Linked DNA regions of Homo sapiens: region 2 is linked to region 1. A link is an interaction called in ENCODE POLR2A ChIA-PET data of the cell type or tissue named here. Cell type or tissue: PC-9. All regions are shown on one strand. Each heading gives the region's core, and the rest is flanking DNA. Links, peaks and the distances in the headings are about the cores only. Region 1 has its middle 22 kb from the start of OR13H1. Region 2 overlaps MBNL3 (muscleblind like splicing regulator 3).

Region 1 (4,405 bases), core at 239-4,238:
TGAATGGATGAATGAAGGAATGGATGACATACCACCTACCCACCCCCTTGCTCACATAACTTACACTTATTTGTCTTCTTCCTGTTCCTTAAACATGCTCAGTTCTTCCTTTCTTTCAGGCCTTTACATTTTTTTCCCCCTTCATTCTAGTATACTCATCTCCTCACTCTTCAATATTTGTACTAAGCATTTAATGTGAATCCTTCAGTCTCAGTTTAAATATAATTTCTTTTGAGAGCTCTTACCTGAAAATTCTATCATAAGGAAGTCTCACTCATTGCTCTTTGCTCCAGCTTTCTGTTTGTTTCCTTCAGAGTACTTCTTATGCTCTCAAATTGTTTTGCTTATAAATGTGATAGCCTGCTTAATGTCTGTATTTTAAAACATTTAGTCCCTACTAACAAATAGCAAGAAATTTGTCTTTTTTTCCTGTAGATCCCCAGTGCTAGCAAATCACCTAACACATAGAATATATTCAATAAATATTGGTTGAATAAGTGAAGTAAGGTGCAAAAAGAGGCAAAGTGTGAAACATCCTTCAACACTTACATCCTGACACACACACATGCCTGTATATGCTCTCTATAATTCCCTGTATGAGCTTTAGTCAAGAAAAGTGTGATAACCTTGCTACACATAGAATAAATTAAGCCTTTCAATATAAGGGCATCTCTGGTACTAGAGTTATATAATACTAATGATGATGATAAGAACAGCCATTATGGAAAACAGTATAAAGATTCCTTACAAAACTAGAAATGGAATTACTGTATGAGCCAGCAATCTCACTTCTGGGTATATACCCGAAGAGAATGAAATCACCACCTCATAAAGATATCCACACTCCCATGTTTTCTTGAAGCAATATTCATAACAGCCAAAGTATGGAATCAACCTAAGTGGCCATCAAAATATGAATAGATAAATAAAATGTGTCATAGATACACAATGGAATACTATTTAGCCATAAAAAGAACAAAATTCTGTAATTCACAACAACATGGATGAGTTTAGAGGTCATTATGCAAAATGGAAAAAGCCAGGCACGGAAGAATAAATACCACATGTCCTCACTCACATGTGGATGCAAAAAAGTTGATCTCATACGAGTAGACACTAGAATTGTGGTTACTAGAGATGGGGAAAGGTTTGAGGAAGAGAGGATAGCCAAAGTTTGGTCAACAGGTACAAAGGTACAGCTAGATAAGAGGAATAAGTTCTAGTGTTCTGTAGCACTAAAGAGGGACTGAAATCAACAATATTTATTGTATATTTTCAAATAGCTAGAAGAACAGATTTTGAATGTTTCCAACACAAAGAAATGATAAATGTTTGAAGTGATGAATATGTAAATTAACCTTATTTGATTATCACATACTCACTGTATCCCATAAATATATACAATTATTATGTCAATTAAAAATAATAAAAATGGGAATAGTAAAAGTAATAAAGTATTTTAAGGTGCTTACTATTTGCCAAGTACTGTACTAAGTGTTTTACACTGTTTATCTTATGCTCATAAGCAGCACTATGAAGTAGAGGTTATTATATTCTATACTACATAGCTGATAATGAGGGTTTCAGAGGGGTTAAAATATATTGCCCAAGTTCAGGTCTTTCTGACAATAAAGCTTGTGTGTATATGTCCATGTATATATGTGGACAAGCAGATATGGGCATACAGGGCCATGACTCAAATGCATTAGTGAAAAACTTTATTTGATGATTATTTTAATTGAGCCAACGACAACAAAAAATTGCAGGAACAAATGAGCACTTTTCTATGTACTCCTTTCTACGTGATGAAAATGGTAGATTGACTAGTTCTGCTTTCATGACTTGTTAAAACCAAAGGACCATTCTGTAGGTAATTAATTTTATTTTCTTACTACTTAGTACTGACATTGTTGACAAATTCACTAAAAGTTCAATGATTTCTTCTTAATTTTTTTCAAATTTTAAAATTTATTTCTGTGAAATACTTCCTGGAAAAGTTGTGGTTATGGTGCTCAAGTGCATTTTGTTTGCTCTGCTGCTGCCAGTACACAGCACGAAGCTCTTTTCTCAGCGATGTTGATTTTTTAAGGGGTCAGTTCAACCTTCTAAGATGTTGTTTTGTGATTTTGGCACACCTTATGAGGAGATGGTGTGCAGAGACGCAGAGTTGTCCATTATCAGCTACGAGTCATAACTGCTGTTTGGCAGAGATAAGAAATTTAAACAAATTTCCCAAGGCTTAGGGTAGTTCTAAAGTATTGCTTATTTATTATGACTCAGACTTGTTTATTTTGTAATACAAGGAAGATTTGGAGAAGGCAAATTTCACAGCAAACTTTTAATATAAAGGCACCTAACACATTCAACTATAACTGAACAGTTGTTCTTATAATTTCTTACATTTTCTACTCATCCAGAGTCTTGACTTCATGTTAGAAAGCTTCCTGTAGCTTGTTCTCCACTTCCAGATGTAACACATTTCTCTAGAGAGAGTCTTGTCTAACTTCTCCTTGAGGTAATCAAAAGGAAAGAAATTAGTTTACCTGTCTAATTTTCTCTCACAGCTAAAAAGGTCCCTGCCTCTCCCCGATAAATTTCTCTCTGTCAGCACAAGGCACATCTCATTTCTTGTTCCTCTCTACCTCCTCTTAGTTCCTAATGAAAATGATCAAACTCTAATAAGTATTAGGCTTGCAGTTTTCCTCCCTTTTTCCCCCTTACATCTGAGAAATCATATTTGTTTCCATCCTCTAGTGTTTGACTTCATCTGCTCACTGTGTCTTCTTGTTAGTTAATAGTACCTTCCTTCTAGTTTCAGGGTTGCGTTAGGTTAGATGAGAAGGATTAGAAAACATCAGAAATTAAACTTACATGAGAATTTTTTCAGGATTAAATTGATAATGTTACGACAAAATTTGTATAGCACCATAGATTTCTTTTCCAAAGAGTTCTTTATTGGGGTTCCCATGCTTTTCTCATTTTTGTTTGCACTTACAATAGTCTTCAGTCAGCTTCTGTTGTTGATGGATAAAGTATTAATTCCAGGAGTGCTTACCAGAGTGAAATAGAATAGATCCAACTTTGGGTGTACCTGCCAGGATGTATCCAGAAGCAATGGTGGAGTCAATTAGATTGAAACAAGTTTGGAAGCTTTTATTAGTCATACGTTACTGAGTTTAGTATTTTCTTTTTTCCAGAGTTGGGCTGACTCACTGACATTTTGACCCAACCTCAAAGATAATAAGATAATAAACACAAATTTTCAGTCTGTCATATTGTCATGGAATATTTTTAAATGATACAGTCATTATTGGTATAGACATAGGCAAATGACCACTCATACAATGGGTGTGGATTTTAAAGGGCAAATTGACAGGTATTTTTTTGGTTGATACATATTCAATGTCCACCATATGCTAGACATTGTGATAGAAATGTGACTTGTATTATCACATTTAATTTTCAAAACCACTTTTGTGAGGTAGGCACTCTTATAATCCCCATTTTATAGATGAGAAAACTGAGGTGTAAATATGGAAAGTGATGAGCTGAATCTGAAATAATTGTGCATAGCAGACTTAAATACATGCATATCTGAACCCCAAACTGATGCAAGCCTCATTGAGTGTTGGAATTATAGGTGATTTTTAAATTTATTCTCTACCGTTTTATCTACTTTTAAATAATTAACATTATAATTTAAAAATACTGTATATATTTGCTTTTTAAAAGACATTCCTCCTGAGTTAAATTTGCTGTGTTTGTAAGGTCAACACCTTTAGATCACCTTTGGAAGTTGGAAGGAATAGTGCACACTCATAGAGAAAATATAGCCCTATCTACTGATCAAGACATGTAATTGCATTTTCCATAATGTCTATCAGTTCTAGTTCTCAGTAGGTTCACAGTCTTGAAGGCCTCCTTGCTTTAGCAGAGGACCTTCTATGCAGACACTTATGTAGTAGTTAAGTAATTTTTTTCTCTCTACTCACCTCCATCACTTCAAAGTGTGGGTTATGACACATTTTACACCAAAAACATTGAGATAAGAATTGTCGATTTTGCAACTTTGCTCTTTTTCACCTAAAAAAGGGAATCTCAGCATATTATTATTATATTATAATAGAATATTTCCAATTTAGTAAAATAAAATCAAACTGCTCAGGATTACAATGTACTAATTATTATTTTATTTTAAAACTCTCCTTCAAGGCTGCCCTGTGTACTACTTAAATGGTGGTACTATAAAAGTTTAACATTTTTTTTCTCAGTGGAAAGATTTTACATGCCTGTTGGAAATAGAGAAAACACTTTAATTATCTTATAAAATGTTGTTTAGTATTTCTACCTTGTTATTTTTACAAGTCAATATCAAACTGTTGGTTAGATGAGCCTCCATGCGATA
Region 2 (4,405 bases), core at 224-4,223, 800 kb before region 1:
CCCTCATGGTGGCCTCTGGCCCTGGAAAATCCTCATGATAGCAACTTATCAGGCCTGTTTCCTCTGATAGATCTGGACTTTTCCCCTTAAGTGCTTTCCTGTTGGGCTTCTCAGACTATGGAGAACTGCTCATAGTTGAGATCTAAGAGACAAATTACCCTATGGTGTTCAAGAATGGCCGTATTTAGTATACTGCCTGTCCTGGAAGTGTTCACATTTAAAAAGGCATGACTTTCCAATGGGCAAATATCAGACACCTACATGCATAGATAAGGGAAATATGTTTTACTTAAGCAAACTTCTAGGCATTGAATCTCAGTGTTTAGGTGCAGAGATGGAATTCCTATAAGCAATGCAGTCATTCACCACATCAGGAAGGCCAAAAAATGAACACTCTCGTAATTTTGTTATTATCTGGAAAGTTCTGATATGATAATGAACCTAAAATACTGAATAGATAGTGAACATCCTAAAATTCCACTGACCAGAATCCATTCCCATGGTCATCATCTGTAGAGGGCATGATACAATGACAGGCCTGAGGTATGATTATAATTCTGGAGTAATTTAAAGCCTATATTTGTTAAACTTTAACAGATGGACACACATTCTCTGATTTTCTACTTGGCTCTTTCCTGTACTAGAAATGCGCATTTAACTAAACCTTCCCAGCTTTTCTGTTCAGTGCCTGACTTACACTACTCCCTTAGGCAGGAGGACAGTGGGTGTCTGGGGAATAAAAGCCAAGAGCTCCAAACAGAGGATTTTGGATACAAAGGGCAGCCACCAGGAAATAGCTTTGTGAGAGGGACAGACTATCTGATTCCCATTTGTACAAACATGTCCAAAGCAAAAGCACAGCATTCTAAAGTGGATGCAGAAATTAGTATACAATGGCAGTTCTGGCCAGTGCAGCCCAGCATTTTTCTGTTGTGCATGGAAAGAACACAGTGAAAAGGCAGGCAGGGCATCCGGTGCAAAGTGCAACAGACATAGACACACAAATCCAGTTTTCCTGATGAGAGAGGGAGCTATCTCTTCATAAGTGATGCAATGCAATGCAGGCATGTACAAGTACAAGGAAAGATTTATTTTTAAAAAATCATAGTGTAACTGGATGAATACCAGCAACAGCACCTGCTAAAGCAAACAGCCTGTTCATTAAAAACTGGACTTGAGGGAATGGAGAAAGAATCTGAGGAGCCTGCAGTCAGCATGCTTGCAGAGACCTTATGGCTACAGAAGACGATGATTAACCCATAGAGGTTCAATGTAGTTTTCAAGAAGAGGGTGGGAAAGCATAAGATGGGGACTAAGACTTTGCCTTTAACCTTCATGACATGAAGAATTGAATGACTCTTTGTTGGAAAAAATGGCAGTTATGAGATAATTGGATCCATGTTAATTATATATATTTCTGTATATATAGTAAGTGGTTATTGATGTGCCTTTGTTAACCATTTCACTATTTAATAAATGTGTGTGTAGTTTATTCAAAGTGTTTCAGTCCTTCTCAATTTCTATGAAAAAAGTCCCAAGTTAAATCCACTTACGGGTAGTTATACTAGGAAAACTTGCACCCATAAGAATCCCTGCAAACAGTGGTCATAATTTGGGGCTCACAGAAAGGGCTGCCAATGAAAGTCAAGCGGTATTTGTTCTAACAATCACACCCCATTTTCACAATTCATATACAAAACCTCAGTGATAAGCAAGTGTTTACCATAAACTGAACTACAAGCCAGCGGTAGAGAACACTCTAATAAGCAACTCCTTTCTTCTGATGGACACCATCAGAAATACTAAAGAAGCCTGGAATCTCAGTGTCATTGGGATGAAATTCTGGATCCAGAGGAACACCCAAACCACTCAGGAACAATATCCAAGGAGTGTCAGGCATCCCAACATGTTGTCCTCTACTCTCCACATTCTGGAGAAATGTTCCTATGGGGGAAAAAAATACAGCTCTAGATATTGTTAGGGTGGCTTAGGGAAAAGTCAGTCCAAGAATAACTTTTTTAGTAATAACAGACTAAAAAATAATTGGAAAATTATGATTATGAATGTATTCAGTGCTGCGCCATTTGACCCTTCTCCTTTCTGCTCCATCCTCCACATTACTGCCAGAGTCATTTTCCTAAAGTCAGATGGTGGATTATTTCGATTCCTGATTAAAATCTTTACAGCTCCTCAATATCTATGGAATAGTCTACACTCTGACATAGCACTCTTTCGTGCTCTGCCCTTGGGCGTGCCCTTCACCTTTCCCCTCTGCCTTCTGTAATGTGTTATAAAAGCAAGCCAAAGGTGAACAGTGGTTCAAACAGTAAAAACAGATTTTATTCAGGACTATTGCCATATGGGAAAAGAGATTTCAGTATTGAACAGGGTTCAATTCTAAATACAACAAGGAAAACTGGGAATTTATAGCCAAGGAGCAGGGTAGGGGACAGTGGATGGAAGATTACTAAGAGGAAACATCAGAGATAAGGGGCAGGGTGGGGTGGGGGGTGGATTCTGGCTAACCTGACCTAACAGGATTCTTGCTGAAGACAGGTCAGGGTGAAAAGACATCAACTGGGAGTTGGTAGAGGATGAGAAACCTGATCAGATATCAAGGGTGGGCTTCTGGCTAAACCAACTTGGCAAGATTCTTGCTAAAATTGAGCAATGCAAAGACAAACATGGAAGTGTAAACATTGAGGCCAAGTTGGGAAGAGGACTCAGAGGAATCTGACTAAAGTTTAATCAAGGAAAAACTTCATCACTGTACATTCCAGGCAAGTTAAAGCACTGTTGGGGAAATGTAATAAAACAAGAGATCTTCTCCCAATCCAGAAATCTTCTCCAGAAAGATAGTAAAGAAAGAAAACACTCTTATTATTGAACAAACATTAAACCAGAATGTGATGTACATCACAGGTAACTTGCTAAGAGAATGCAAAGACAGAAAGGAATCTCACCCCCTAATATAGCCAAGCAGATACAACCCATTACATGTATGTTCCCAATATAAGTAATGACTAGTCCTTGAGCAAGAGGATTTGAGAGCACCTTTTGTCACACAAAATTTTGTCCTAACTTTATGGTGATAATTGGAGAAGTCACTTGTGTTGGCTTTATCTGAAGAAGAAACAAATTTTCTCATCTATTTTAAGCAGGAGGTAGTTTTGCAAACTGGAGCAAGGCCCATGAAAGTTAGGCTCTTACCCTCCTATGGGAACTAGGGGACAGGGTTGCTACCTCCCTTGATGTTTGCATTTCAAAAAGATAGCTCCTAGGAGTTGTAAGACTGGAAGAAAGGCTTACTTATTTAGCTATTAAAAATATTTGCATAAAAAAGACTTGCAAAGGACAGAGAAAGAAATTTTAAAAGAAAACGGAAGGGGGTAGTGTAGAAAGAAGACTCTTCCCTTATGTTCAACAGGGAAAATTAAGCTTCTTATTTTTAACTTGTATCTGCCTTACACCACTCTCTGTTTCCCAGATACACACCATAGGTTCCCATGTCTGCCTTTTCGTCTCAACTTGGAACATCTTTTCTTCTTCTTCTTCCTCTTCTCTGCAAACCCATCCTATGTTGACATGGTTTGGCTGCGTCCCTATCCAAATCTCATCTTGAATTGTAGCTCCCATAATCCCCACATGTCCTGGGAGGGACCCAGTGGGAAGTAATTGAATCACTGGGGGTGGGTTTTTCCTGTGCTGTTCTTGTGACAGTGAATAAATCTCACGCGATCTGATGGTTTTATAAAGAGCACTTCCCCTGCACATGTCTCTTGCTTGCTGCCATGTAAGATGTACTTTGCTCCTTCTCCACCATCTGTCATGATTGTGAGACCTCCCCAGCCATGGGGAACTGTGAGTCCTTTAAACCTCTTTCTTTTATAAATTACCCTGTCTCAGGTATGTCTTTATTAGCAGCATGAGGATGGACTAGTACATATGTATGTATCAACTAGCACTCCCTTGAGGTCTTCTCTGGCCTCACCTGCTACACTGAGATGCAGCTAATATTTTTTTAGTGCTTACCAGGTGATCTCAAAGCTCAATTCCCACATCCTCTATAGCGCTTCTAACGTTGTCTCTGTGCCTCCTTCATTAAATCTGGCTTCTCAAGAGCAAGAACCATGTCTCTTTGATTTTAGTATCCTTTATGATACTTGGAACAGTAGCCATACAGTACAAATGCAATAAAAACTTGGGGGAGAAGGCCGGGCGCAGTGGCTCATGCCTGTGGTCCCAGCACTTTGGGAGGCCAAGGCAGGCGGATCACGAGGTCAGGAGATCGAGACCTTCCTGGCTAACACGGTAAAACCCCATCTCTACTAAAAATACACAAAATTAGCCGGGCGTGGTGGCGGGCACCTGTGGTCCCAGCTACTCAGGAGGCTGAGGCAGGAGA

The links. Peaks named below come from ENCODE experiments on the same cell type or tissue, not always from the same donor. Only the 100,000 strongest peaks of a DNase experiment are listed, where the experiment ranks them.
Region 2: POLR2A ChIA-PET joins it to region 1 with 6 read pairs; 1 of 35 experiments calls an interaction of 5 or more read pairs at or near these places.

Annotation. Positions count from the first base shown.
Region 1 is chrX:131,563,861-131,568,265 of GRCh38, reverse strand. No RefSeq gene overlaps it. Among named protein-coding and RNA genes, the nearest start is that of OR13H1, 22 kb to the right of the region's middle. In PC-9, for the core only: no CTCF peak of the experiment used is centred there; DNase peaks (open chromatin) are centred at 2,195 and 3,235; H3K27ac peaks cover 1,830 bases.
Region 2 is chrX:132,366,407-132,370,811 of GRCh38, reverse strand. It overlaps MBNL3 (muscleblind like splicing regulator 3), which reads left to right. Exons shown (of 9, transcript NM_001386889.1): 9 at 1-1,492. The region is part of intron 2 of RAP2C-AS1 (RAP2C antisense RNA 1); the gene reads right to left. Among named protein-coding and RNA genes, the nearest start is that of MBNL3, 120 kb to the left of the region's middle. In PC-9, for the core only: no CTCF peak of the experiment used is centred there; a DNase peak (open chromatin) is centred at 2,671; H3K27ac peaks cover 848 bases.